Linked DNA regions of Mus musculus: region 2 is linked to region 1. Evidence: chromatin loops called from intact Hi-C (ENCODE). Cell type or tissue: heart. All regions are shown on one strand. Each heading gives the region's core, and the rest is flanking DNA. Links, peaks and the distances in the headings are about the cores only.

What was found. A loop is a pair of places that touch in the nucleus more often than their neighbours do. Peaks named below come from ENCODE experiments on the same cell type or tissue, not always from the same donor. Only the 100,000 strongest peaks of a DNase experiment are listed, where the experiment ranks them.
Region 2: a loop joins it to region 1, with 2.2 times the contacts of the local background. A loop is called at or near these places in 6 of 42 quality-filtered maps.

The regions. Positions count from the first base shown.
Region 1 is chr8:13,115,807-13,131,533 of GRCm38, reverse strand. Cul4a (cullin 4A) reads right to left here. Exons shown (of 20, transcript NM_146207.3): 4 at 9,788-9,857; 5 at 8,654-8,727; 6 at 7,905-8,067; 7 at 7,575-7,664; 8 at 6,661-6,743; 9 at 3,757-3,824. Among named protein-coding and RNA genes, the nearest start is that of Mir7065, 12 kb to the left of the region's middle. In heart, for the core only: no CTCF peak of the experiment used is centred there; no DNase peak of the experiment used is centred there; H3K27ac peaks cover 742 bases.
Region 2 is chr8:13,255,461-13,271,187 of GRCm38, reverse strand. It overlaps Dcun1d2 (DCN1, defective in cullin neddylation 1, domain containing 2 (S. cerevisiae)), which reads left to right. Exons shown (of 7, transcript NM_001024504.2): 5 at 9,721-9,803; 6 at 12,145-12,241; 7 at 13,212-15,225. The coding sequence ends at 13,291. Among named protein-coding and RNA genes, the nearest start is that of Adprhl1, 9.2 kb to the right of the region's middle. In heart, for the core only: no CTCF peak of the experiment used is centred there; no DNase peak of the experiment used is centred there.

The sequences.
Region 1 (15,727 bases), core at 5,081-13,080:
CCGTAATAACATTTAGAATAAAGTTTTACAAACACAGTTTACTATTTTCTCACAAGAATTTAGTAAATTATATACTGTGACAATGTGTGAGTGTGAGTGTGTGTGTGTGTGCTCAAATGAGACTGAATGCCTTCAGAAGGCAGACAGGAGTCCTGAATGCTCTACAGTCTGTTACGGTGGGTGTGAGTTGTCTACCACGTGTGAGCTCAGTGAGCTCTGGTCCTGTGTGCGCTCACAACAGCTGTAACCACTGTGTGCACCACCGCTCCAGCCAACTCTTTAGTCTTATAATTATTCATTTTAATTTTTAATAATTCTTTTCTGGGGCTGGTGAGATGGCTCAGTGGGTAAGAGCACCCGACTGCTCTTCTGAAGGTCCAGAGTTCAAATCCCAGCAACCACATGGTAGCTCACAACCATCTGTAACAAGATCTGACTCCCTCTTCTGGTGTGTCTGAAGACAGCTACAGTGTACTTACATATAATAATAAATAAATCTTTAAAATAATAATAATAATAATTCTTTTCTGTGCCATTTTGAACTCCCAGATGTTAAGAACACAAAATGAATTTCAGTCATTGTGCTGTATTGCTGTAGGGTTACGCCTTGTCGTCGTCTTTTTTTAAAAGATTTATTTATTTTATGTATGTGAATACACTGCAGCTGTACATATGGTTGTGAGCCTTCATGTGGTTGCTGAGAATTGAATTTTTAGGATGCTTTGGTCAACCTCTGCACTTGTTCTGGTCGGCCTCACTTGCTCCAGTCCAAAGATTTATTGTTATAAATATTATATTATATTATTATTAATATTACAAGTACACTGTAGTTGTCTTCAGATGTACCAGAAGAGGGAGTCCGATCCCTTTACAGGTGGTTGTGAGCTATTGTGTGGTTGCTGGAATTTGAACTCAGGACCATCTCGCCAGTCCACGCCCGGTTCTCTTAGTAAGAGCTTGCTGATGGCTCTAAGGCCACTTGGGTGACCCCAGAGACCTTAGAAACAATGTCCCTAGAATGCTGAGGCTTCCTTCTGTCCTTCCTGTCCTACATCTGCAATTATGCATTCTCCAAACAGCTCTCCAGTTTCCTTAGTGGAGACAGTTACCTACAAGCCATGCTGTGCCCATTACAGGTACTCATACTAGCACACTGGGCATTGTTACCAGATTTTGAGTGGACAAAACTATTAAATGCATTTTTAAAAAATCTTTTTTAAAAAAGATTTATTTAACTTATATGAGTACATTGTAGGTGTCTTCAGATGCAACAGAAGAGGGTATCGGATCCCATTAGAGATGGTTGTGAGCCACCATGTGGTTGCTTGGAATTGAACTCAGGACCTCTGGAAGAGCAGTCAGTGCTCATGACCGCTGAGCCATCTCTCCAGCCCCCTTTTTAATCTTTTTAAAGGCAAGTTTTCACATTGTATTCTTGGCTAACCTAAAACTCACTATATTGACCAGGCTGGCCTCCATTTCACTAAGATCTGTCTGATTCTGCCTCCTGTGTGCTGGGATGCACCACTATGCTTAGCTAATATTATTTCTAAAATAATTTTAGGAATTCTTGTCTTTTTCCTTGTGTTGCTTGGTCCCAGGCCTCACACAGACTAAATACATATTCTACCTTTGACTGTGTTGCATACACCCCGTGCTAAGTGAGCGCCATATCACTGAGCTTATCCCAGCCTTAGATTATTTTTATATCCTGTTATTCTTAGGATATGTTCCACTAAGGATATACTCCTTAAAGAAAAATTTTAAAAAATTACATCTGTATAAATGCATGCATAGAAGTCAAAGATAAACTGTAGGAAATGACTCTCCTTTTAAGACCTGAACTTGATTCTACCAAGCTTGGTAGCAAACATCTTCCTCAACCCTGATACTTTGCTGGCCAACTGTCTCTTATTTTTATTTTTTTAAAAGATAATGTTTCTTTATATAGTCCTCACTGTCCTAGAACTTGCTATGCAAATCGGGCTGGCCTCAGATTCACAGAGATCCACCTGTCTCTGTCCGGTGCTGGGATTAACAGCTGTCTTATCACACCTGTCCTCTAATTCTGACTTTGTAAAAGCACCCAACCCAAGTTCTGAATGCATCTGCTCTTAGTTAAATGAAAAGAGCACTGAGTGTGAATGTGCACTTGGGTAGGTTTGTGTGTGGTTTACTGGGAAACCCATCCATGCAGACTGGGACACAAACTACAGTGCTTAGGCAGCACGGCTATGTGGCCTTGGTCTTCTACATGCAAAGTGGAATGGTAGCCTCACAGGACTGCTGTCCATGAAGGCAGACCATGGCGGCAGAGGCCTGACACAGTCTTCCTCCTGTCCTGGTTTACTTGGCTACTGTATGGTGGTCCTGCTTCCACGTGTCTCACAGAGACCAGCACGAGTGCCTGGCAAAGCAGAGTCTCCCAGCCACTAGCAGGAGTGGCACTGCCTTAGAGCTGAATCTCCAGATACTCAGAGCACAAGGAAGGAGGAGCCACAGTTCCCATCACAGCCACAGTTCCCATCAATCACAGCCATACGACCTTAAACAGTGAATGGTGACAAGAACAATTAAGTTTTAACAAGTTACATTGGTATCCAAGTGTTACAAAAGAGTGGCTGTGTTCATTATAATTTCTGGAGGTGTACAATCGCTGTGAAAATACAACAAAAAACACTAAACCGGGGCTGGTGAGATGGCTCAGTGGGTAAGAGTACTAGACTGTTCTTCCGAAGGTCCAGAGTTCAAATCCCAGCAACCACATGGTGGCTCACAACCATCTGTAACAAGATCTGACGCTCTCTTCTGGAGTGTCTGAAGACAGCTACAGTGTACTTACATATAATAAATAAATAAAAAATTAAAAAAAAAACCACTAAACCAATGGACACAAAACCCAACAAGTACAGAGCATAGGAAGTGGGTGGGCTATGGCTTTAATGTTATGTACAAAGTGGTGTAATGCCCTCTAAAGACAAACTTGAGTTCCTCCCACAGTTCTTCTCAAGACACCAGAGCTATCTACCGATCTAAGTCCTAGCTCTCTCCAGTTAAATCTCCCTCTGGGAAGAGCCTAGATTTCTACGTATGCTCATGGTAACCTAGTGTACAGTTTATGAAGAACTAGAACAGAGGAGACTGAAGGTGGCAAATGAGGAAATGGCATGAGGCACTGATACTGGAGATACTGATGGCTGAACTATAATCAGCACACACTGTATCATGCACTGACATGCTGCACATATGTATTCTATATGATGGTACTCTCTACGAGGAACAATTACTTCACAAAAGAAAAACCTTCCAAGGTTGTTTAGCCAAGCAGGGCTGAAAATCACCAGCCTACAGTTTGCTTTCGCCAAGATAATGTTTCTCTGTGTAATAGCTCTGGCTGTTCTGAAACTCACTCTGTAGACCAGGCTGGTCTCAAACTCAAGAGATCCATCTGCCTTCCAAGTGTTAGGACTGAAGGTGTGTGCCACCAGTGCCCAGCCAGCAAAGTTCTTTAATGTTTAGTTAAAAAATACAAAATCCAAGCAAGTTACAAGGCAAGTGTGGTGGTGCCCACCTTTGATCCCAGTCGTATCATTTAACTATGAATTCCTTTGAGGGCTAACATACTTAATAAACACATGTCACAATAGTTTGTCCTATACAATTGACCATTTGTGAAGTTATATATAATGCTCACAGGGTTTCACAAGTTAAAGGTTAAAACTCACTGTAAAATCACTCATGATTGGGGAAACCTACCTTTCTGTAGAATTGCTGTCAAATGTTCTCCTAACAGCTGTTTCTCCACACAGGCAATCAACGGTTTTCTGTAAAAGCAAACCAGATGATGTCAGTACAGAGGCTGGTTAGCTGTTGAGGTGAGAGTTGAAGACACAGCAGGCATCTAACAGCCACTTGGACCGAGGGCTAAAACCTAAGATTTTATTACACTGATTATTAATTATGGCTTTTGCTGATGATTCTAACCCAGATTTCAATTCAATTTACTCTTTTCATTAGACAAGATCTTAATACACAGGCCACGCTGGTCTGTCTCCACTCCCTAGTGCTGGGATTATAACATCTGCCTGGCTCTTGCAGCAGCATTTCTAAACACAAGCTGCTGAATAACACAGCAGGTCCACAGGAAATGGTCTGCCTGCCTGGCTGGTGTAGGTACATGGGTACGGCACCCTGGGTTTTGACTTTTTCCTCTGCCCGTCACAGTTTGGCCCCGGATGTCACTTGCTAAAGCCTCCTGAATCACACATGTAAACTCTAGGGCAGTCTGGAGTCTTGTGGCGGGAGCCCAGGGATGCGGTCTAGCAGTGCAGCCTCCAGTCCTATCAGCGCCTACTCTGGCATTCCGCACCATGTTCACCCTCACGCTGGCCTGCCGGGCAGGATGCTGAGGTACTAGCAGGCCTAGGATCTATGGGCTTAAGTATTTTCTGTGGCACATTACCAACTACATGGGGATCCAGACTCTGACCTCTCTCCTTCACTATGGCCCACAGTCTCCCCACACACTCTGCCTTCCACTGTGCTTGTCAGCCTGATCCTCACCTCTGTATCACAGGAGGGACCGGCAATTGTCTCATCTGCTACTCTAGGTCTGAGACACTCCTCACCCTGACCATCCTCAGGCCCATGGTTATCGGGAAGGACTCTGCTCATGGAAACAGCCCACTGTGAGGTCTGGGCTCATGAGCCACACAGAACAGAGGCTGACCCCTGCAGTCACAGGTACAGAAATGGCCTTCCTGGTTCATCCCCAGCCCAGCCACTCTTCTCTCTGAGACAGGATCTGTACAGAACTCACTATGGAGACCCACAGGCTTGCGGACCTCCCTTGGCTTCCCTCGAGCCCCACCACACCAGCTTCCTGGCTGTCTCTTCTATTCTAACTCACTTTCTCTTTTCAGAAGAGCACAGAGAGTGATTAACTGTACGCGTGTCTTTGTTCAAGAGTTTATAAGGAACACTACTGGGGTTCAGTACCCTGTATCAGTGTTTGAAATGATGCATTGCGCACACACCACAGCATGTGTGTAGATGCAGAGGAACCTTCAGGACTCAACGCTTTCCTTCTGCTACTTGGGTCCCAGGGACTGGACTCAGGCAGCGTCATCCGAGTCTCCCTAAGTAGCCCTGGTTGGCCTGAAATTCACGACGTAGATGAGTATAGTTTTGTACTCAGAGATTCACCCGCTTCTCTGCCTCCTGAGCATTAGATTAAAGGTGTACACCAACTTTTTACAAGGAACTTTTTAGCAAATTTAAACCTCATAGCACCTATGGCAAAAGGCAGGATTATATCCCACCCTCCATGGAAATGGAGTTCAGAAATGAGTGGCCTAAGGCTCCACTTCTGGGGAGTCAGTGTAGCCTCTGCTCCTCTCTGGCTGCTAACACTCAGCCTCCTATGGCCTCCCCTTAACTCATCGCCTCCACCAGGCAGATGTAAATATCCATTTTATTCCTGAACATCTAATCCCCTTAAATATTGACTCCTAATAACTGAATATGAAATTAAAAGGTTTGGATTATATTCTCTACATTGGCACCATGTATAAAATCTAGTTTTTCACTTAATTCCCAGCAATAATGACTCTTAGACTATTTATTAATAAATGCTTAGGCCACAAAGCTTTGCCTTGCTTTTAACTTATTACCCCCTTTATTGCAGCCAGAGTTCAGCTGCATGGTCGGTTTCCCTCCTTGTCTTCAAACATCTGTTTTCTCAGTTTTCGGGGGGGTGGGGTCTCCCATGTTTTTATTTCCCAGAAGTCTCTATTCCTGCCAGGTATCTGAGCTCCTATTTTCGGCCTCAGCTCATGGGCTATAGTTTTTTTTACTGACCAGTGATCCTTAGAAGAGAGTCTCTTTACAGGTGGAACCCAGCCTCTCCCAGCACAGGTCTGTACTGGGACCCATGGTGCCCCCTCTGGAAATGGAGAACACAATGCTCTTTTAAAAAAGGTGCTGTCCTGAACTTGCATGCTATGCCTCCTGGGATCTGACCCTTTCTTTCCTCTTGTCCCCAAACCCCAAAGGACGGGAGTTTCACTGTCTCCTCTGTGCCCCACCCCCATGTCTCCATCTCCTCACAGTAGTGCATAACACATCTTGCACAAACACTGCATCGACCTGGAGTCTAGAGGAAAAGACAAATGAAAAGAGAAAACTGTGTACTGTTTCATGAGAATCATGGCCATGAAGACATGGGTGGACAGTGGCTAAAGAGTGCACACTGCTCTTGCACCCCAGCCCCCTAGCTCTCGGGATCTCACACCGCTGGCTCCTCCCTCAGGCACCTGTGCTCACACTCGAATCACCACACCCTGCACAGGAAATGGACTCACAAAACCTTAGAAGAACAAGAGGCTAGAAAGACAAGAGCCTGGTGCTCAGTGAAGTTCTATCAGGCAAACAAAGCACTCAGGCGCTGAGGGAGTCGCTCTCCTTCCTGAGTCCTCTTGAGATAGCTCGTGGTAAGAAATCCAGTGTGTAACTGCTGAGTGCACACATTATAAGCAAAGCTCGGTGTTGGGAGCAGAGTCTCAGAGTACTGGGTGCAGCCAGAAGCATGGCCATAGCCTCAGTGTGAGGCCAGCAGGCCGTGGCTGTGGGGACTGAGGAGTCAGTGCAGGGCTTACTTACTGTGTGCTGTGGTCTAAGTAGGTGATCACTCGGTCTGCTTCCTCTTCTAGACGTTTGCTCACATGGTTAAGGTATTCTGGAACCTTCCAAAAAAAACATTTAACACATCAATGACAAAGACTTCTCACATTATACATAAAATTTCCTCAAAAAATAGAGAAAAAGAGAGAGAGAAGCAAACCCACTCACTCGCTAACAGACTGCCACTGAGAAGCCCCTCTAACCAGGCAGGGCCCAGGCCACTCTCACGGCTTACTACCAAGTGCGGGGGGACAAATACCAGTGGGCCACGATGGGTGAGTTAGTATCAGTACCTGGGGAGACAGCCAAAGCTTACTAGCAACCTGTACACATGGATCACACGGATCTGTCAGCGGTGACATCCTCCCTCCCCTGCAGTCACGGCAACTGCAGACAGCCATCGCTTGTCCTCAGTGCCACCTTAGCTAGCACGGCTGCAGCTAAACTGTGATCTGATGGGTTGGGCCCATCTTGGCAGGGGCAGGTGGCTCCACATAGGACTCATCACTCCCTTGGGACTGGACTCTAGACCTAAGAAGCTGCTCAGAGGGGCTGAGGTGACACTGCTGTTATTATCTAGGCTTCTTCACATACATTCTTCACCAATGCTTTACACAGTGACATGTTTGATTTTTAAGATTAGCTCTTTATCTTCTTGCTTAGACATAGGCTCAGACATTAGACATAGGCTTGCTTAAACATCGCTATTTTAGAAAATACTTAGGGGAGGGGAAATAAAGAAAGAAAGCTTCTAAGGGAAAGAAATTAACTCCTTTGTACAGCAAGCAGTTCTCTCCCAAAGACTCCAGAGACTTTGGCAAATGTATACATACAAAAGGGCAGCAGGCCCAAGGAGTGGGTTACAGCCAAATGCAGTCGGCCGCACAGCTCACCTCCCTGTCCTGCATCAGCCTCTGGCCTTCAGCAGCGTATAGACAGTTAGTCTCTTCCAAGAACTTCAGCTCAAATGAGTCTTTGTACACCTAGGAAACAAGCAGCTCCTGATGAGCTTGAGCACAGAAACCTTCCTTTTCAAGCACTGGTTCTTATCAGGCGCTTCTCTTGCAGCTCCGTGCAGACTGTACCACAGGCCTCCATCACTCTCCTTAAGGACTAGACAATCGGGATGTCCACTCATACTTCTGGGTACTAGTCCCCACTTACAGCTCTGAAGCCTGCCTTTACTTTGGCGCAAGCACAAATGCTCAAGACCAAGGCCTCACCTGGAGATCTGAGAGCATGCTTAGCAAACTCCGAAGCAGACTCCTGTCCACAGCCTCTCCACTTCGTTCACGCCCAATCAGCAGCAGGATCCCATCAATGGTCTTACTCTGCACCATCCTGTCGCTGATGATGTGGTTCCTAAACAGCTCTAGGCCCATGTCCCTGATGGAGAAGCACAACAGGCTTTGGCTTACCTTTGATCCTCTAGAGTTTCACGTGTGCTACACGCACCAGCCCCAAAATGCTGTTTGCCAGTGATACCCAGATCTTTAAGAGTCCTCCTACCAACTGGCTTGTTGGGCCAGTCCAGGATGTTTATGCCTCTACCATAAATGAGGTTAATTCCTAGATAGGCCAAGCTCACTACCCCAAGGAGATAATGAGATATCTTGTGCCACACAGGCACTCAATTATCGAATTGCTATTGTTGGGCCTATCATCTTTGGCCTATGTTTCACCATTCTCCTTCCGTGAGCCTCAACGGTATCAAGATTATGGGAATCACCACTGATTCTGCCCCCTTCTGCATCCCTTCCTCCCCCCACCCCTGCACCCATACTGTCTCCAGCAACCACTGTTGCTGTAACTGTTTCCACAGAAAGCAGATATGAAATGACCACAAATTAACCCTGCTCCCTCAGCCTATATATAGCCCAGGAGTCGTGGGAGTCTATTCCGTGAAGACACCATGCTCTAACAAGAGAACTCTGCAGGTCTGCAGGAGGCCCAGGGGTCAGGGTGGACTTACCAGATAGAAGGCAGCATGGAATTCTGGAGGACGTAGGTTCGATCCAGAAACAGGAAGATGCTTCTGATCATGATCTGAAGAACAGGGAGGAGCAGCACTCACACATCCCTCCCTCACACACACACACACACACCACTGAGAACAGAGACTTCTTAGGCCATCTTACATTAGCTGCCTTCAAAGTGTCAATCATTCCTGATGGAACCCCGCATATACCAAGACCTTCATTTTTACAAACTTAGCTTTTTCTTCTGGTATTTTCCATTCAATGCAACAGCCCAGACTACAAGGGTTTTAAAGCACTCAGCCTCAAGGAAATCTGAAATTTGATTATCACCCAACTGATGACAAAATGAAGCTTGTGCATGTCTGTCTAATCTTTCATTCTTGGTTTTCTGAGATGGGGGTCTCATAGCATTAAACTTTTTATTTTCTTTATTTCTACTTCCTAAATGTGGTGACTGCAGGTGGGTATATAACCTCTATCCCTGGCTTAAGTTTTCCAACAGTTAGATAGCCTGCTGCACTGCCCTGAGGCTCTTGGGCTCCAGGGCAGGCAGTCAACTGTCCTCTCCTTTGCTGCTGAAGCCATGTGTTCACCAGCTGGAACTGCCTCCACTTTTTGGTGAGACCTGCTGACGTTTGAAATACCTTCCCAAGTGGACATTCTTGTTTTTTATATCCATGAGCTCAGAATGCTCATCTTTAGAAAATAAGCGTTCAGTCTACTTGAAGAAGCCACATAGACTATCTTCTCTCATAGGTCATCAACAGCTGGGCCACACTGAAACCCATGTGTCAAGTCAAGGAGCTGGAATTCAGGCCAACGTTTCCATTAGACACTGGAAGCCTCCTCTGAGGACTTGGAGGAGTCTTTGATGAGCACACAGTGACTGCTGACCTGCAGGCAGCACCTCCTCCTAGAAGAGGCTGAGCAGCCCACCTCCCCACTCCATTCTACTGCTTAACGTGGTGAAGGGTCCCTGAGCTCAGGCTTCAAGTTGGTGGAAAGGCGGCTGTGAAGAGCTCACCTTCATTCTGTCTAGAGCAGAGGCTTGTACAAGTGAGCAGGTGTGAGTGAGCTAACTCAGGCAGCACTGACAGAGCGTCAAGGCTGATGAAGGTTACACTTACCATTTGTCTGCAGTGATCTTGCCAGCATGTGTTAATCTTCTTTAGAAATAAAACGCTGTCTAGTGAGTCTGTGCAGACCTGCTAAGGAAGCTTCAAACACAATAGTCCATCCCAGTTTTCCAACTTTCACTCTGACCAATACCCTCCCTGCTAGATGTCCCTCTACAAACAGTGAGAATATGACCACACTATAGTCTCAACACTTCTGTATCCTAAATCCACAGTGGAGACCTAATCCTAAGGCAACAGGGCCAGTGGGTATATACGACACCGCAGAGAGCTGCCTCATCTACCCACAAAGCAGGAAGCTCTTACCAGATGGAGAGAACTAGCACATGGGTCTCGGGACTTCGTCTCCAGGTTGTGAAAAACAAACACCCATGGCTTTTTTTTTTTTTTTTTTTTTTTTTTTTTACAAATATACCAACAGAGACCTGCAGCTCCCAAGCGAGGAGTGTGAATTCTTTGTCTCTGTCCACTGGCCTCACTCCCTATCTGTAGTAAGCTACCTGACACATCCAGCCCCCTGGGATCTGCGCCTTATTGCTTTGACTTCCATTCTCTCCTCTCTGTAGGACTGCTTTCTGTTCCTGCCAGCTTACAGAGATAACCAGGCACAAGTGCTTAATGGGGAGGGGGGGCAGGACTGCACCCCACTGAGGGCCAGGACTGAACATAACTCTACAAAGGACCTTCTACAGCTGGTGACTGATGGGACCAGGATGTCCAACAGTAAAAAAGTGTGTATTGAATGATAACAGCAGGGAGCTGGCAGCTCAAGAGTGATAGAGGCTTCCCCAGTAAAAACTTAAAACGCTAAACACAAGGTTGCATCTATGACCAGACTGTGCACCACCTAGACTCAAAGTGTACTTCTCTGTGTTTGGGATTTTGTGTGTATACTTTTGGGACAGTGTCACTCTGCCCAAGACTGGCCTTAAACCCAGCTTTCCTCCTTCCCAGTGTCCCACGTGTTGGGATTTTAGGTATCAGCCACCACACTGTGCTTGTTTGTTTTTGAGTCAGGATCTTAACATAGAGACTATGAGGAGCCTGAGATCCTTCTGCCTCAGTATCCCCAGAGATGATACTACAAGCATGTGCCAGTGTATGAGGTTTAGTAAAGACTCAAAAAACATTTTTTTAAGCCAGAGTCTCGCCATATACTCTGCTGGCCTGAACCTTGTTATTAGGACATTCTATTGTATGTGTGTGTGTGCGCGCGCGCTCGTGTGTATATACACATATGTACAGTGCCCAAGGAGAGCAGAAAGGGCATCGGATCCCCTGGAACTGGAGTTATGGATGGTTGTGAGCTACCATGTGGGTTATGGGAACCAGATCCCAGTCCTCTGGAAGAGCAGCAAGTGCCCCTGACTGCTGAGCCATTATTTTTTAAATGTTTAGGATTCTTTCAAATGACTTGTTTACTTGTGTGATGCCAGGTGTCCCATCACACATGGAGCTTAAGTCACCTGCCTGATACAGGTCCTGGGACTTGGCCTTGGGTCAAGTGCTCTCACCAACAAGCTTCCACTCCAGCTCCTAACACTTTTCTAAAACTGTAAAGCACAGTTTGAAAACAAAGATGCCAGAATGTGGGTTTTTAGACAAAGGTTTTTTTTTGCCCATTTTCATTTGATCTTCAAGCTTCCTAACACAGAGAACGCAGTCCCTGTAGGTGGAAAGTGCCAGATGTCCTGTCTGCCACTCAGCAGCACATGTCCCATCCATGTCAATGAGTCCAAGTGCAGAGGGTCAGCACACTCAGCTCACATGCGAGTGCAAGCACGCAGGGCCGGCACACTCAGCTCACATGAGGAAGCAGCACACCCAGACAGAGGAGAAGCTTGCCAAGTGTGCCACAGCCAGGTCAGAGAAGCAGCAGCTCTTCCGTGAGTCACAGGCAGCTGGTGGGGGCACATGGTGCTGGCCCACCCTCAGGAAGGGAAGACAATGTTCAGGGAGACGGTAGAGGGACAGGTACATCTGTGCAGGTGGCCATAGCCACGGTGGCTCAAAGAGGTCTAGTTTTCCCCTCCTAAGTCCGAGGAAGCACATTCACACATTTACACTGTTAGTTCAGTGGCTAGCATATTACTCTTGGGGAATGCTTCTATAATGGTAAAATATGCCAGACCACTATGAGAAACCTACACAAAAAGCTGGGCAAAGCAAGACACAGGTTGGCCACAGGACATTTGATTTAGCAGGGTGAGAGATGCCTCTGGCCCGACAATGAAGTTCCTAATACGCTCACATTGGCCAGCATGCTGTGTGGCAGTGAATTTGCATGAGCCTTTAAGCTTAAGATGGAGTTAAACTGACACTAGTCTATCTGATGCTACCAGGCAGCTCAGGTGTCATCAATAACCACAGGCAAGTTGTACCTGGCCTAGTAACTCTAAGATGCAAGGGTCCAATGTCAAAGTTCTGTAATGAAAGAGTTCTGTTAAGTAATGCAGGTCAACCATTTTCTGCTATTTTCCATGGAAAACCGTATAAAGAGTCAAAGCATTTCCACAGAGTACTATGTTGATCGAGATCCTGCTCAGCCTGCTACAATTCAGTCAGTTCTAGGATGCAAGGCTTAAGGTGTCACCACGGTGGCACAGATGAGTAATTCTAGGCAGTGAGATACACACGTGTCAAAAGGGTCTGTTGTGGCTTCTGCTGAGGCAGCTTCCTGGTAAGCATTCTTGTCTCATTTTGGAGAAGGGTTGATCCCTGCAAAGAACTCACACCATCCATGGAAGTGAAGTACACCTTTCATGATACAATTAACACCCAATAGCAAGAATGCTAATGATAGACTAGAAAAAAATTCCCAATCACAAAGCCCTCTTAAAGGAAAGCAGAAGTGTAATCTCTGCTTGCTTGGCTTCAGCATCTTAATACTCTTGCTGGAAACAGAATAGAAGAGTAAAGCTGAAAAAAATCACCCTATACAACACTGTTCTTTTTAGGACTATTTAGTTACCATTCTCCCCATTAGTCAATACATCCACTGAGCCAAAACTGTGCAGTGCCTGGCCCTCAGCACAGCACGGGCCAGTCTCACTGCAGGTCAAAAGTGAGCTTTCCTTTTCTGGAAGCCTGCAGCAGCAATTGCTGCTTCTTGCCAGTGGGCTCTTCTCTGCCTGCCGTGTACCTACATGGGCTGTCTCCTCGCTGGGCCTCCTGTCCCCTCAGCATTTCCCTCCTCAGGCAGATGGGTTATTCCTCCTTATGTCCTGAGGTGGCCATGGTCTGTTACACAAACACCTGAGTTGCTCACAGTGCTTTCTCTCAGGACCTAGTGTGATGCCAGGCAGCACATAACAGCTCTTGGAAACGTGTTGGCTGGTGATGGTTCCAGGCTGCATACTGGCCAGGCTGTCCTATCATGCTGTGATCTTTACATGACAATTGTATTGAGCTTTAGCTTAGAAACTATAAGTAATCTCAGTGGCTTGTACAACTTCCTGTAACATATCCAGAATGCAGTGCAGTCTGTGATCTGCAGTTCTCAGCAACACACTTGGCACTCAGTCATGCTCACTGTCTGCTTACACCCCATTGTTCTTCAGGGCATAGTCCACTGGTATCCCCGACTCCCCCTGACCCCGCCACTGTGGGGGCTCTACCTGATTTCTGTTCTGCTGCTGTGAGTTGCATGTGTCTGTCACTTATAACATACAATGTATTAGTGCTATTTCCCTCCTGTAAAACAAGTCATAATTTTTAAAATCCTGCTTTCTTATCAAGAAATCTATGGCTCTGTCCTAGGGCTATGATTCCTTGGAAGAAGGAAATCAGGCACAGCCACTTTTCTATAATCCAGGGACTAAGACACTGGGTAGGGAACAAAGGCTTGCTGAATGTGGGAACGCATAGGTCAACCCCCAGAGTGGGATTAACTGGCAGGCGGGTGATTAAAGCAGGTAATCAGAAAGCCATTTGCAGCAAAACCGTGCTGGGTGCCCGTGTCCCTGGCCGGCCCAGGCTCAGGCTCCTCCTGTGCTCTGAATGGGGCAGAGGCTCCGTATGCTTCACAGCTACCTCCTGAGGGAAGATACATGCCAGCAGGTCCTCCAGGGATCCCATCACCATCATCTTGTATAATCTTGCAGTCTTTAGTTCATCCTGATTGAAGCCATGTAGCAGAACTCAGGATGGCCTGACAACCCGCTGTGGGAAGCAGGCACACAGGCTCTGTGCAGGTCTCTCACCACGACCACAGAGGCTGTGTCCAGCAACATTACTAGGCACTCTGAATTAACAAGGTCTGCACAGATGCAAGGACCAAGTTTCCACAGGAGGGAAAAACAGAGATTTCCTCAATCAGGAGAAAATCTTGATACGAGGGCTCTGGGATTTGTTTTAGACATGAATATATGCATCCAAAGAAGTCAACATGGGTTTTTATACACAACAGAGTTTGTGCCCTTAAACTGGCCTGAGGCCAGGTCAGACTGATGTCCTTGTGGGCATGAGTCACAGATGGCATGGCAGCAAACCCAAGATGGCCTCTGCCCAGCCCTGCCTACAGTACTTGCCAGACTAATTCCCTTTTTTAAAAAAAAAAATATTTTTTATTACGTATTTTTCTCAACTACATTTCCAATGCTATCCCAAAAGTCCCCCATACCCTCCCCCCCCACTCCCCTACCCACCCACTCCCCCTTTTTGGCCCTGGCGTTCCCCTGTACTGGGGCATATAAAGTTTGCAAGTCCAATGGGCCTCTCTTTCCAGTGATGGCCGACTAGGCCATCTTTTGACACATATGCAGCTAGAGTCAAGAGCTTTGGGGTACTGGTTAGTTCATAATGTTGTTGCACCTATAGGGTTGCAGATCCCTTTAGCTCCTTGGATACTTTCTCTAGCTCCTCCATTGGGGGTCCTGTGATCCATCCAATAGCTGACTGTGAGCATCCACTTATGTGTTTGCTAGACCCCGGCCTAGTCTCACAAGAGACAGTTATATCAGGGTCCTTTCAGCAAGCGCTTGCTAGTGTATGCAATGGTGTCATCGTTTGGAGGCTAATTATGGGATGGATCCCTGGATATGGCAGTCTCTAGATGGTCCATCCTTTTGTCTCAGCTCCAAACTTTGTCTCTGTAACTCCTTCCATGGGTGATTGTTTCCAATTCTAAGAAGGGGCAAAGTATCCACACTTTGGTCTTCTGTTCTTCTTCAGTTTCGTGTGTTTTGCAAATTGTATCTTATATCTCGGGTATACTAAGTTTCTGGGCTAATATCCACTTATCAGTGAGTACATATTATTTGAGTTCTTTTGTGATTGAGTTACCTCACTCAGGATGATGCCCTCCAGGTCCAACCATTTGCCTAGGAATTTCATAAATTCATTCCTTTTAATAGCTGAGTAGTACTCCATTGTGTAAATGTACCACATTTTTTGTATCCATTCCTTTGTTGAGGGGCATCTGGGTTCTTTCTGGACTAATTCCCTTCTTATTGGAACACTATAGCCAGCCATCCTTTGTCTGGTTCTGTCCCTGAAGGTACAGTCTCAGGCCAGACAGGCAGGTTCTCCTGCCTGCCCAGAGTAGTTCACAATCCACCGGGAGAAACTGGATGCAGCAAGGCCCTGAGCACAGTCCTCAGGGTTAAGCCAGGACCACTATGGCCAGATGGTAAGTCGGGACCTTGTTTCTACAGTTTCCCACCTGTGGGAGCCAGGAAAGACCCACCTTAGATGAGACAGCCTCCCTGACACACTGACTTGGGCCTACGAGACCCTGAGCAGAGAAACTACTGGGCTGTACCCTGATTCCTGACAGATACACCCCAAGAAAATAAGCTGGGTATGACATCCATATTTGTGGGGATTTGTCACATATCATAGAAAATAAATAAGATGACTCTTACTAAAGGACAGAACTTAAACTTAATATATTTTCAAACACTCCCCTGAGTGTTCCAACCAGATGTAGTA
Region 2 (15,727 bases), core at 4,042-12,041, 140 kb before region 1:
TATGGGGTGGGGCTTATTTCTGTCTCATTTCTTCCTAAGCATAATATCAACTCTATACCCCCACCCCCCACCCCCTGTGGTCTTTGCCATCTCCCTTCCTTCTCCTCCAGCCTGGTGCAGGTCAAGAGACTCGTGCAGCCAAGCAGCCGTCTCTTGGGGTTGCAGGGTTGCTTTCTGCTTCTTGTTTGTTTTCTCTTGTGTGGATGTTTTCATGTTGGTGTACAGGGCCACGACTCAGCTTCCCTCTCCTCCAGGCTGGCCTGCCTGTGTAGTGGCCTTCTCCCCTGAAGTCACAGCGCCTCATAAGTCAGACCGAGTGCTTCAGGAGCCAGACAGGCCAACCTTCCTTCATGGCTGCGTTTAGAAACTTGTCTGAATAGATGCACCGGGATTTCATTTCAAAAGGTAGAAATGTCATCACTTCCTGTCAGAGAGCTGCTGGGAAAACACTCAGGTATTGATCCACATTCAGAAGATGCCAGGGTTAGGGATGTGCTGTGGTGGCGGATTGCAGTCTCAGCCAGCACGGAAACCAAGAGAGATTCAGGTAAGAAATGAGACCAGTGAGGCAGGTGCTGCCATCCCACACCCGCGAGTCAGGCCAGGCGCCGCAAGAGGTGAATGAGGCGAACGAACATCCGTGACCTTGTCTCTGCAGGGCCTGGTCCTTGTGCCTAAGTGCACAAGGAAGAAACCTGCGAAGCCTGTGTGTTGAGGGAAGGAAGGAGGGGGCAGTGTTCCTGCATTCTGCCCCTTTTGTTTTTCGATTGTTTTGAGAGTTATGCATGTTTGTTTCATATGTTTGGGTGATTTGCCTGCGGGGATATCTGAGTCACATTGGTGCTGTGCCCAGGAAGCCAGTTGAGGGTGTCACGTCCTCTTGGACCTGGAGTTACAGACAGCTCTCAGCTGCCATGTGGGCGCTGGGACTTGTAGTCATCAACCCTTGTGAGCACTGCATTGTCTCTGCAGCCCGTCTGCCCTGCTTAGAGACCAGCCTTGGCGATGACACATGCTCTTCTGCTGGGCCACCTATGGCCAGGCAGTGCCTACCCTGGAAAGCTCTTGCAAAGCCCTCCTGGTAGAGTAAGGAGGCCATGGGTTCTTGAGGCAATATGTCTGCAGACCCAGGCATTGGCCACAAGATCCTGGTGACATTAGATATTTGACTGTTGCCAGGGATGTTGGTAAAGAGTCAGAATGTGGGCCTGAACAGTAGCCACTCTAATGGTGCATTTGGGTGTTATGGATAAGGCCGTGACAACAAGCATCTTGCAACAGTCCCGTCAGCCTGTGCACATGGGTCCCCTCTGTCATCTCTGCCATTCAGGCACTCAGAGTGGGATCTAATTTAGGGTGGACATGTTTGCTTCCCATATTTCTGTGGGCTCATGGGTCACCACCCTGAAGGCTAGTCCATGACCCTGAAGGCTAGTCCGTGACACTGAAGGCTAGTCCATGACAGATCGTGATCCTTTCTGAAGCTTAAGTTGCCCACTCTAGGCAACAGACTGCTTTTCAGGCTGACTCCAGTCTCTTAAATATGACCATGGGGTACTGGCTGCTCCTTCAGTGTGTGCAGGGCAGCTTAAGACTCAGCCAAAGTTTTCTTCAGATCTAGGCTCACCTGCATCTCCGGGAAGCCCTGATGTTTTCTTTTCAGCAAAAATGGAGGCTTAAAACTGTTTCTAATAACCACTAGCAGTTGTTAGTGATTGATCTTTTCTCCATATCTTTTTGACAAGCAGAGCCTCATGCTGCTGTTTCTTTTATTGGAATATATAGACTGTATTAAATAATGGGCTTCGTTATGAAATTTTCATTCAGCATATAATATACACCAACCATGTTTACCAAATATGACCTTCTCTGCCCCCATTCCTTTCCCACTTACTGGGTGTCTTTAGTCACTGGTCTATTGCTGTGAAAAGACACCATGACCATTTAACTGGACACTTGCTTACAGTTTCAGAATCTTAGTCCTTTATCATCATGGTGGGGAGCATGGCGCCACATAGGCAGACATGGTATTGGTGAAGTAGCTTGAGAGTTTTATATATTTCACAGGCAGCAGGCACAGAGAGAGAGAGACTGAGCCTGGCTTGGGCTTCACTGCTTCCAACATGGCCACGCCTCCTAATCCTCCTAATCTCGTCAAACAGTTCCACTCTCTGATTAGTTAAGCACTCAACTCTATGAGCCTATGGCAGCCATTCCCATTCAAGCTTCCACACTGGCCCCCTTTTCCTTCCAAGTCCTTCTTCTACCCTCCTAATGTCTTTTATGTGGTGCACATGTGTGCTTGCCTATGTGCACGTGCATGTGTGCACATGTTTGTAAGTAGATACCTGAGATTGACCTCGGGTGTCTTCCTTGGTCACTGTCCACTTTACACAATGAGGCAGGGCGTCACTGATCCTGGAGTTCACAGTGCCAGCTAATCTGGCTAGCGAGCTTGCTCCCGGGCTTCCCTTCTCCATCTCCCTTGCGTGGGATTATAGGTGGGCTGCCGTACCCTCCCAGCCTTTTCACTTGTTAGAAATTGTTCTTTATGTGTATGAATGTTTGTCTATGTGTGCCTACGTATCAAGTGTGTCGAAGACCAGCTCCGGCTGTGTGTTCAGTGATCCAAGAAGGGGATGTGGGGTTGGAGATGGTGTAAAGCAGGGGAGCATGCGCGCGCGCACACACACACCCCATGTATACATACACACACATATACACACACACACATGCGCACAGTAAATGAAGCAAGACAAGTTCCAGCAGCTTCACACATACACATACATACATTCATACATTTACACATTGGGTGGCTGGAACAAGGCTCCAGCCATTTTGCATACCTATACACATATGCATTTTGTGGGTAGATGGAGCAAGGCTCCAACAATTTTATTTTTTCTCCCACAGCTTGTATATCCCAGCAAAATCTTTCAAGCAGTACAAAAATTACAATATGGTTACATTCTATTTTTCTTTTAGTAAACAATCACAAAAAACCAATATGTTCCCCAATACTTTTACATAAAATACATTATATAGTACAGGTATAAAAATTATTCCCAAGGACCCACATACATTCATAACTAAGCAACTTATTATAGATTAACAAATCGTAAGCAAGCAAAGTAATTTTCTCAGCCAGTTTCTCTTACTGGCAGGCTACAATTTGTGGTTTCAAAGAAGAGATCAATTACCTTATCATTTATCTTAAAAAGTAATCTTTCAAAAATCTTAATAGAATCACAAATCTAAACTTTTATATAAAAACAGTCAGTCATTTCTACTTTAAATCCAGAACACACATCTACTTATTAACAGTTTTGTATTAAATCTTATCAGGAAGCGGAGGGCAACAGTGAGCATAGGAAATCAGTATCATCTTGCTCAGCAGCCCAGCCTTAGCAAGAGAGGCACGCCAGCTGTTGCTGGCCAGCTGCCATTTTTCTTTGTTCTTTTACCACCAAAAATTCTTTAGCTCAACTATTAAGAGTGTGCCTTTCTAAACTTCAAATTGTTCCCTAAGATTTTTGGCATCAGAGCCACCAACAAAAACATCTTAACCTAGCTTCACTAACAATCTATTTCTCCAGACTCTTTCTAAGGGTGGTAGTTATTGCTGTTAATCTACATCTTTAAGTTCTTTCCAAGGATGGTGAGTGAATTGTTAGTCTGCCCATTGAAAAGATCAGGCGCTACTGTGAGTGCCAATGGTACTGCCTAGGGAGGGGCTGGAAGCCCCTTAGAGCTTTCACACAACCCAGAGGCGATGAGGGATGTGGTCCAAGGGCAGCAGCAGAGCAACACCCTACAGCAGCATCAAGTCCTCAGGGCACGTAGTCCTCACAGCTCCTGCCTCTCCGAGGCACCCCATCGTGGCTGAGCTAACTGGTGGGCCACACAGCTCCTTACAGCTCCAGTCCTCACAGCTCCTGCCTCTCCGGGGCACTCCGTCATGACTGAGCTAACTGGTGGGCTACATCCCATGGGTTCTAGAGCTGTTTAAGTGTTCCTCTAACACGGGTTGCAACACACGTGCATGCCTGGTGCACACAAAGCGGAAGAGGGTATCACATCTCCAGGAACTGGGTACAGATGGTCGTGAGCTGCCTGCCACGTGGATGCTAAGAATTGATCTCGAGTCCCCTGGAAGAGCAGCCAGTGCTCTGAACCTGAGTCACCTCTCCAGCCCCACCAGCTTTGCGTGTGGGTTCTGCGAATCCAAACCCTGGTCCTCACACTTCAGTCACTGGCCCATCTCCTCATTTAACTTATATGATTTCATTTGGAATCAGTGTTTCTCTATGTAGCTCTGACTGGCCTGGAACTTTCTATGTAGACCAGCCTGACATCAAACTCACAGAGATCTCCCTGCTTCTGCTGTGCCCAAGTACTGGGATTAAAGGCAAGTGCCACCATGCCCAGACCAATTCTTAAAAAAATTAGTAGATGTTTGCATATGCGTGCAACTGTGATACTCTGTCCTTCTGTGTCATGCTGGCTTCACTCACTGTGATCCTTGGTCCATCGGTTCCCTGCATGATGATTTTAGCTTACTACTGTGTGTGAGTTACATGGAATGACATACTGACACCATGTGTGACTTACAGGAATGACTTACTATAACACTGTGTGTAACTTACACTTACACGGAATGACATACTGACACTGTGTGACTTACAGGAGTGACTTACTATAACACTGTGTGTGACTTACAGGAGTGACTTACTGACACCATGTGTGACTTACACGGAATGACTTCCTGCACTGTGTGTCTTACATGGAATGACTTCCTGCACCGTGTGTCTTACACGGAATGGCTTACTGACTGTGTGCACCACATTCTTTGTATTCCTTCACCTGTTGACATATCTAGGCTGTCACTCTGCTTTTGTGAATCGTGCAGTAATAAACATGGGTAGGCAGTCTTTTTACAAACTTTTGTTGTGCAAACCTTGTTCCTTGATTTAAAACTATTAGTTAAATAAAGTTGGTGACAGCCAGTTACTGGAGAAATTAGAAGTAGGTGAGTTTGAAGTGACCTGGTTGGAGGAGGAAAGGCGAGGGGAAAAGAGTAGGAATGAGAGAGGAGAAGGAAGCCGCTGCCACAGGGGAGAGGAACTATGAGCACGTAGCCAGGAGAAACAGCAAGTATCTGGGGTACACCACTGAGGAGGTAGCCAATCCTACAGCTAGAAGAGTCGATGAGAGATGACCCCCAGTGATTATCAAAGCCACATAAAATAACCGTAGTCTGAGTCTCATTTATTTGTAAGCTAGGCGGGGATAAGCCAAAATTGGTTGTACTGCACCAACTGAGTCTTACTATGTAGCCCTGGCTGTCCTCAAACCCAGATGTGCCTGCTTCTGCCTCCAGGTCGCTGGGATTGAGGGTGTGCACCAGCCTGCATCATCCTTACTCTATGACTTGAGTTTTTACTTTGGGAGCTAAAACTCTTGATTTTTTATCTTCTTCTCCCCTCTCTCCTTTCCGAGAAAACATGTTACATTTGAAGTCTATCTTAATTTAGACCCTCATCACCCCATTAAATGTTATCAGATTCTCAGAAGCACATTGCTAGAGTTTTCTAGAAACTTAACAGAAGACTCTGTTGGACTCACTCAGGCTTTAGGGTGCCTCAGAGACAAAGAGGCTAAGGGCTGGTTAAAGGAAGATGTGCTGTGTTTGGAGCAGGACTGTGCCTGCTGAGCCTGCTGTACTTCACCTTGTGCGGCCAGGCTTCATTTCCTCAGCTGCTCTTCTTCCTGAGCCCAACTGTGGCCATGCTGAGTCGCACAGAAGCCCTGCCTGTGGCCCCTGCATGGGAGCAGTGCACTCGGGCTACACTGTCCTTCACCAGCTGGGAGCTGTAACACTTCTCCTGAGCAGCTTAATTCTTAGAGGAGTTGATGAATATTACGTCTAGTGCAGGTTTTTAAGCAACAATCCCTTAGTGTTCAGTGGTTTTGAGAAAAGGATGCCTAAAGCCTCTGTGGGTGCTAGGAATTATTTTTGTTTTTCTGTTTCCTTCTGATTTGGAACTTAGTATAATAGTGGGACATTAAGATTCCTTGAAGATAAATCCTTGAAGCTGAGCATGGTGCCTTAAATATGCAGAGTCTGAGCTGTTGGAAGGCAAGTGTATTGGTGCATGTCAGAGATAACTCAAACTTTTATAGAAAGATCCTGACTCAAAAAAAAAAAAAAAAGGCAAAAAATGGAAGAACCCATTTACATTTACTGATACTATGCAATCTTAGCAGATTCCTTCTATTTAATGAAGTGAAATATTTTTGGAAGTTAGCATTTCATTTAACTTTTATGAGTTTAATTTGTCTTATAATGTCTTATAACTTGAAAGTATGGAAGTCTTGGGAATTCTTTATAGGCCCCTGTGTTGTGTTTCCTGCACGGTGACAGTTTCAGTGCCTTTGAGATCAGCAGCAAGTGCAGATTCAGCGAGAGCCTTTAATCCTGGCACTGATGCAGGCCTGAGCCAATTGCTGTATGTTTGAGGCCAGCCTGATCAAGTCCCAGGCCAGCCAGGGCTGCATAGTGAGACCCAGCATCCAAAAAAAAACAAAAAAAAAAAACAAAAAAACAAAAAACAAAACAAAAAAAAGGAAAGAAGTGTAAATTCTTAATGCTTACCAAAGATACACTGCTTGGGTAAGTTATTACGCATAACAAGACACCTCAAAATTCAGTGGTTTCAAAGTATTGTCTAGAGCTTCGAATCTTTTGGGTCAAGGACTCAACTGGACAGCCTTTCCAATGCCTGGGTGAACAGTGTTCTCTAAGGGCATTGCAGCTAACAGCTGGGCCGGGTAGATTTTACTGTCGTTCTGTGTCCCACACCAGGCTTTTTTAACAGCAGGTAGCTACTCATATATAGTCATGACACTCAGTGTGTTGGTGTTCCATATGAATTTTAGTTCCCTAGTATTTTCGAAGATGTTATAAATTAGACTCTAAAATCATTGCCTACTTTAAACTTATAAACGTAAGGCTGAGGGCTCTGATCTGCTTATAGTATACTTGGCTAGCGCACATAAGACCATAGTTTTGGTTACCAACATCGCAAAACAAAAAGAAAGAGAAAGGAAAATATGATGGAATATATTTTGTATTTGTGAATGTTTCTGAGAGGTGTACTATAAGGGTAAGGAGCCTTCTCTAAGATGCAGGCATGATGTAGTTAATCTTCATTTTATTGATCTCCATGCCCTCAGACAGTAGAATTGGCAAGTAAAGCTACAACAAGTTTAGTGTTTTCTTTACTGAGAACATAGAGCTGTCTTTTATTTCTGAGAACACCAGGAAGCAAAAAGTTAGTGAATTTGTTTCTTTTTCTTTCTTTTTTCTTTTGCTTGTTTCTTTTATCCAAGGAAAGGTTTTGAGGGCCTTTTCAAAAGAATGAATCCCTTTATGACTGCAAATTAAATGCAGAACTGTCAATTTAGTCTTTCCAGAGCACACTTGTTGTGTGGTTCATCTGCTAAGGAATTGGCACCAGCAGAGGCAGGCAGGCATGGCTCTGCGTTTCCTAGAAGAGGCCCCTCTTGTCATGAGGAGTGGCATCAGAGCCCCATTCTCTTCTTCCCTTGTGGTTTTGTGTCTGTGCTCGTCAGGATCCTGTGGTGTATAGTATTGGTGGCTTTGAGTCAGGGTTCTTAAGTTACCCACACTGGCTGCAAAGTCCTGGTCTCGTTGCCATTGACCCAGCTGCAGTGTTTTCATGGGGTAACATTCTTTATTCTGTGCCCAGCAGACAGCTCACTTAAGCAAGGGGGTAATTAAACTTTTCTTGACATGAGTGTGTATGTCCACACATGCATGCATGAGCACACATGTGCCTGCTCCTGGGACCGTCCTCAGAACTTTACAGGTGCTAATATGAGTGCTAAGCTGCACCCTGGCCTGATTCCTTGTTCTAATGCAAACTTACTTGTTGTTACACTGGCCACGGGGAAGTCAGCTGGCTTGAGTTTCTCAATCTTCAAGGAAACAAAGTTTTATACTAATTGTTTTTTCTTTTTGAACAGAGGATGCTTCTTGTCTTGTGGAGCATCACACATGTACGTTCTCGCTAGCCTTACCTTCTAGCATTTTCTTAATGGACTTTTTTTTTTAGAAGTTCCTAGAAAGAAATTAATGCTAAAATATCCTCATACCAAAGTAACTGTGGCCCCAACTTCAGTCCCAAGTCTGGGATTTTTTAGTCATTATTTTCCAAATGGCCGAGCTCACTTGGATAGTATGACATCTTTACAGGAATATTAAGTGTTGGAATGTTTACCTTCAGTCACATAACTCTTGCACATTCAGCTAAGGGACTTTATAAGAAGGGCTCTAGGACGGGAACTAAGCCAGACGCAACTAGATTATGAAGTATGCCGTGAGACTTTATTGCTCTTTCTTCCTGTTTCCCACTGTGCTTTACACCGTGAAGATGAGCTGACTGTAGATCTCACCTAGTGTCCTTCCCGAAGGAGAAGGATATAGACTTAGAAGCAGAACAAGACTAAACATCTCAGCCTTATGCTGTGGGTCCCATCGGTGACACCAGGCAAGTCCTTCCCTTGGGCCTCTCTGATTCCATCCTTTCTGAGTGAGCTCCAGTGTGCTTAGTTGGCTCAGGCCTGCAGCATGCCCTGTAAGCCTCTAGAGAGAGTCCTATCCACTGTTGGTTGCTACCCTTGTATCTAGTTTATCAGTGTTGGTGATGATCAGCCTGGAAATCTCAAAGTAGAACACTTACATTAATAATACCTGCCCAAGGGGGATCAAATCAGATTTAGAAGAAAGTCTAGAAAAGTGCTTCATTGTGTATTTTGTATTTAAACTAATCTGTCCCCTTCATACAGCTGTCAGCCTGTGTTTCACATGGCTTTATCTGACAGACATGCATAAATATAATTAGGAGACTGTTTCAATATAGCTGTCTTTTTATCACCTGTGATGAGCAGTATTCATCATGATTGAAACTGGTCAGGCTTAGAGATAGCCTTCCTGTGTCTTCATATGCTATTCCTTAGCATATAAAAAGAAGTACTTAAACAATGTGCAAAGACTATAGAATACACTGCTGTTCCAGAAAGGTCTGACTGGAGATCCTGTTCCAGTGCCTCCTTGAAACCCACAGTTCAGTTTCCATTAAACACATACCTTACAGCACAGATTTGTTTTAAAATGAAGAAATCACTGCTTTCTAGTTGAGCAAGAGGATATTGGCTTTGATTGAGAAACAACGTAAACTTTTAAAAATCTTTGTGGTAGTGGAAATGGTTTTCTCTGTGTAGAAATTTGTCTTCACTGTGCAGTGAGAAATTCAGAGTCCTCTGGCTGTCCAGTTTGCTTGGGATCAGATGGTTCTAGGACAGCCAGCCCTAGCTGCATCAGGCACATAGTTAAATCTGATACACGAGGAATGCAAGTCTCCAAAACTGGTTAGTTGGGGACAACCACTTACCTGTCCAAGTAATACACAAGTGCTCCCTAAGAAATTTCTTCAGATTCATGAAATTGGGTTCCATGCCATTTCCAGAAACCCTTGTATAGAGATCAGCTCTCCTGTGACTGCTGGGGAGGATGGCCAAGGAATTATTTCTATCCCAAAGAAAAAAAGACTGGGATTTATTAATCACCCTCCCCTTTTCTCTCTCTCTACCCTCCCCCTCCCCCTTCTCCCCTCACCTCCCATTTCTCTCTGCCAGATTTAGAAATGGCTGTTGCATATTGGAAGTTAGTATTGTCTGGAAGGTTTAAGTTTTTAGATCTTTGGAACACATTTCTGCTGGTAAGTGACTGTTTCTTACCTTTTGTGCCCAACCAAAAGGAAGCTTTTCTGGTTTAAAATGCTAAAATTTAGGCTCTGCGTGGGGGGTACACACGTTTAATCCCAGCACCCAGGAGGGCAAGGCAGGCAAGTCTCTGGGAGTTCAAGGCCAGCCAGGGTGACATAGTGAGCCTCTGTCTCAAAAAACAAAAGTAAGTAAGTAAATAGCTAAGACTGAACACAGCCATCAGGTTAGAGTGTGAGCACAGAAGCATCAGGCATCAAGCAGGAGGCTGCACAGGTCCGCTGCTTACAGAGAGCCACAGCACAGAGGTGTGGATGGGAGCTGCACCAGAGTTTGTCCATCAGCTGTAAATCTCAGCAGCTCTTATCCTGCTGTCTCCTCTGAAGACTTCCAAACCCAGTGTTCTTCATGCCAGAACCACACTTGTAGCACGTTCCGGACTCTAGGGTGGACTGGATCTTGTCTAGTGGTGCCCTGCTACCATGTATGTGTAATCTGACACTATTTTAAAATGTATCCTGCCTCATACAGAAGGACAGGAGGCTTTTGTGTGGTGCCTTGAGGCAGGCACACTGGCTGTGCTAGACCCTGTCTTGTAGGGACAGCCAGTTTAGCTGTGAGCTCTCTGAAGTGAGTAGAGTGTGCAAGAACAAGTTTTGGGTCCACAAACAACAGCCCTGGTGACAGCAGGGCTACCCAGACCTTCACACCGTCTCGACAGTGAAAGAAGGCCATGCTTCCCACAGCACATCCTGTGGCCTGGTGGGGAACACTTGTCTCACTCCATTTGTGACCCCAGCCAGCATGCACTCATGGGCAAGACTGGTAGCTTTGGGCATTTCACTCCCCTCTCTGTTTGATCTAGTGATAGAATTCACAAAGCATGTGGAGGGCAGGCACATCTCGGTGGCCTTGAGAAGGGCTTCGTGTCCAGGGGCTCATCCCATCACGTGCCATGTTACTTCTGGGACATTCAGTGGCTGATAACCCAGTACCCAGTTCCTCCTTCACTCATTGTGTGACCAGGGATGGAGCCTATGGCGTCCTACATGCTAAACAAGTGCTCTACAGCTGAACTACAGCCCAGCTCACTTTTTGTTTGACTTGCTCAGCTTACGTAGGTCTTGAACGTGGGATCTTCCTGCCTAGCCTAGTAAGTAGCCAGGGTTACTGGCCTGTTTCACCAGGTTCTCATCTCGGGTAATACCAAACTAGAGATGTTCTCCAGAGAGCTCCGCGGCCACAGGTCTAGAAATCAGAAGGAGTCACCCACCCGCCACATCATGGACACAGCAGAATGCCACTGTTTGCCTAAGAGGACAGAGGACAGAGCAGGGCAGTCAGATCGATGTCAGCTGGGTACTTCTCAAACTGAATGTTGGCAGGGGAGGACAGACTCTAGAGACCACTGACAATCTAGTGGTATTTTAATATACTATATGAAGTTTTTCAAGAATAAAGTCAATAAGTAGGCCTCCAAAAAATGAAAGAAAGAAATATTTAAGACAAGGGCTGGCAAGATGGCTCAGCAGATAAGGGTATCTGCCACGAAGTCTGATAACCATACTTTAATCCCCAGATCCTGCACAGTGGAAGGAGAGAACCTCCACAGCAGGTGGTCCCTGACCTATACACCTGCACAGAAAAAGAGAAATGTGAAAAGAGTGTTAAGGTAGCATGCACACATGTAGCAGGCTTAGCAGCTGTTCATTGCACAATTACACGTGTGCATTGGCATGTAGAGGCTGGTGTGACAGTACTAAGTTTGAGTTGACGAGTACTCTGCAGGCCATCAGGGGAGAACCAGCTGAGAGGGAGCCCTGGGGGCCCAGCTTCACCCCAGAACTTGCCTCTCTGTGGTAAGGGTGCTGTATTAGTCTATGTTTTTGATACAAGTAGAATATTAAGAAACAGAGATTATTTTTAAACAACTATCCCACTCAAGAAACACTTGACTTGTGGAAGTATAGCTGAGGAAATAAGACAAGGAGAACTAGAACTCCATATTGTCCCGCGTCCTTTCCTCCTAACAGTTTTGAGGATGTGGGGGGAGGGTGAAGACATTTAGAGACTGGCCTTCTGTGTGACCAAAGCAGGAATGTACAGTTGTCAGTGTAAAATGTTTCTAGATCCTTCAGTCTTCCTCATTTGGACAGATGGCACCTAGCACGTACCGTTGATGGACGTCCGTTGCCTTTCCTTGTGATGGTTTTGCGTTTGCGCTCCTCCCTACGTTCAGGAGAACCGCTTCCTGACGCAGTGTGCCCTGCCCACTGTGATATCTGAGAGCTGAGATCTGAACCTTAACCTGGTGGATGTTTTTCTCTTATGTATTAGGAGCATCACAAAAGATCAATTCCAAGGGATACTTGGAACCTTCTCCTAGATTTTGGAAACATGATTGCAGATGATTTGTCTAACTACGATGAAGAAGGTACTAGAAGTTGTAGGATTTCACAGGGTTACCAGAGATGCTCACACACCCTACGGATGCTACTTGACTAGCCCCAGAGTGCGGAGCAGACACTGACCCAGAAGGGCTGCCCACCCACAGGAGTTAAGAGCAGTGTACTGGCTTACTGCCTTGTCAGCCCCTGTAGCCACATCAAACCTGGGTAGCATGACTTGCACATGCTGTCATAAGTCTAGACATGTTTTCCCTGATGCCAGAGAACCTCACATCAGAGACATCCTCCCACAGTAGCACTGCTCCCCAAGAGAGGTGTCTGGTCCAGGTGGCTGCTCTCCCCTCTAGGTGTAGCTCCAGGATTTTGTCCAGGACGCCCTCATCCCTCATGCCTGTGGACAGCACCTGTCACTGACAGCATCTGTCTCACATCCTGTCCCTCATCTCTGTGACCTCCCCGCTCAATGTCCAGCTCATAGCCAGTGCCTAACGAGAGCATGTGGAAATGAAGAGATAGTTGAATATAGACAGCCTGGTTTTCAGGAGCCATGACTGTCTGCCAGAAGCCAGCTAGCATGAGAGGCAGCACGTGCCGGTGCAGCGGAGGAGCCCGTGAGCTGTGGTGTTCTGCACTGGATATACTTGGGGTCTCTGGTAAGGAGTCAGAGGAAGAGTGCCCATGACTAGGGATTAGTGCTCCCGGGCATTGCTTCCTTCCCAGTCTACAGAGTCTGACTGACTGCCTATGAATCGGCTGAGGCCTGAGAAGCCACCATGTAGGCATGATCAGTGAATGTGGTCTCGAGGACATCAAGCCCACCACTCACTCACCCTATTTCCTGGAACAGAAGTGACTCAGCGAGTCATGTGATCAGACACAAGTTGCATAAGCTTCAGATTCCTTTGTTTCTTTAGATGTTAGAATGGGGAAAGAATATTTTTAATATAAAAATACTGGCATGAGACTTATTTTAAAAATCTGTTTGTTTCCCTTTAGGAGCATGGCCTGTCCTTATAGATGACTTTGTAGAATACGCACGGCCAGTGGTCACAGGCGGGAGACGCAGCCCTTTCTAGATGGAAAAGCCGGATGGCGGGTAGGATGGGCGTGTCTTGGAGGAGACAGCTGCGTGGGTTGCTGTGTGCATTTGTCGCTGACCTCAGAGTCTTCCTCGTCCACTCATGAAGCAAACCCTTACTCTGCTTAAAGGCTGCAGTGGCTGACGTGCAGACACACAGAAGCGCCTCGGGACATCGGGGACATGGGCAGACCTAGTGCTTTAGAAGCCGCCTGCATGACTTGTCTTTAGAGAAAGCAACGTAGACCCTGTTCGCAGGGCTGAGAGCTTGCTGTCCAGCTCCTGACGTTACGGTGAGCACCAGCCGTTTCCAAACTGGAATCATGTTACAGTTATGCTTCAAAGCAGCACCTGTGTCCTCAGAATGACGTATCTTTTACACAAGTCCAAGCTGTTAAACACACGCCTCAGGAAGGTGGCCTTGCCCGAGAGCCCACTGCTTTTAATCTTGGTATTCAAGATGGATAGTTTTGAATTATCAAATCTCTAGATTTACTAGATGCTTTGCTTTCATTTTCTCTAGAAGAGACTGTTGCAGTTTGCACAGGGTGGCTGGCACAGGATAGGTCCAGCAGGTTCATATCCAACTGTTGACAAGCTGGTCGGCCAGTTCACTTCTAATGAGGTTATCACTATAGGCCTGGATGCTGCCTCCTGAGAAGTTTCTTATTTTTTTAATATATTTTATATTTAAAAGGACGTTTTCCATGAGAAACACTTCTTTTTGAGTGATGAATTAGATTTACAAATCAGATGCACCAGTTCCCGTCACCTGTCTATGATGTTTTCAGTGCCCAGTGTCCAGCCCTTCGAAAGCCATATACATTTGGAAGCAAACATACGTCATCCAGAAGGAATCCACACCCAAAGCCCTGTCTCACCTGTCTGCGCCTGGGTCTGTGCCGTGTCACCGTGCCGTGTCACCATCTGCTTTTCCAGTGTTTTTCTGGTCAGCGTGCACTCATGCACACAGGCATAGAGGGCCTGGATCCTACCTGCTCATCTGGTGTCAAGCTTCGAACATCACTGTGCTGACCCTACCTCACACTTGCCAAGACTTGGTGTCACACGCGTGCCTTGCTGCCCAGCCTACAGGGCCGTGGGGCAGATATGCTGGGCCCACTTCAGGACAGGGGACTCGTCAATGCCTAAACACAGAAAGCATGCCCCATATGTGCTGTAGGGCAGCTCCTGGTACTGGGGCCTGCTCCTGGGGTAGGAAGCAGCTCTGAGGCATGCGTGCCCTACGAGGTGGACATTGCTAATGAACGGGAATCTCACAGGAGGTGGAGGGTCAGAACTGGAAACCAGTCTCCACAAAGCCAGCCCCTCGGTGCGTGAGATGACATCACTAGTGGCCTGTCAGCGCAGGTCTGTCAAGGGACAACCGGGACATCTTTGAGAGCGTACGTAACCAAACTGACTTAGTGAAAACCTGGAAAACAACTTCCTTCCAGGCTTTGTGGGTTCCTGACTTGTAGTTAACTTCTGTTCAGAGAAGTTTATAGATACAAAGAACTAAATCTTGAAGGTCTGCAATACATTCTTATTTCTAAGATTTAACATTCTTCAGGGAAAGGAGCAGTGATATGATTGAGCAGGTGAAGGCATGTGCTGCCCAGCCTGAGTTCAGTCCCTGCGAGCCACGTGGTGGAGGGGAGAAGTGACTTCTCCAGTTGTCCTCTGACCTCCACACATGTGCCATGAAATGCATGTACTCCCCACACACATGTACTCACACAGTAAAACAAATAGGCAAACAAGCATAAATAAGTTAAGTTCTATGGGATTGTCAATAGGCTGTGACATACCAGTAATTGATAAAGGCTTTTTAAACAATTGTGCTTTCTGTTCTCTTATTTACACTTGAATTGTGCATGTTACAGAAATGCTGAAAACTTCAGACATAGTAAATAAAATATTTTCCCTGGTGTTGTGATGTCCTTTATTCTTGGTTGCACAAATACCTACCTGTGCACATCAAGGTCCTGGGCTTTGTCTTGGAGCAACAGAAAGAGCCTCTGTAGTGACAGCAAGCAAGCCCTTGCCACATTGCATCCTCACCAGGTAAGTAGCATGTTGGAGACAGACAGACAGCTCCATCCCTCCAGGTCGCTTTCTCTGCCCAATATGCTGGAATGTGGGGGCCGTCTATCAGAATATGCTACTACAGCTAAGATTATATCTAGAACATATTTACCCAACACCACAGGTTTAGGAGATGCATGTAATCTGTTCCACTTCCCAGAGGAGACAGCATACTCCTTGTCTAAGTGACGTAGGTGCTGAGTTGTGGTAGTTTAAATGTTCAGTGCAGTTCATACTTGATGCTCTGTGGGCGCAGAAGTCAACTTCCCAGCTTCTTTTGCTGTGCCTAGCATCCTGTAACAGAAGGGGCTCTGTGAATGTCAGGTAGACAGACTAGTGAGGCAGC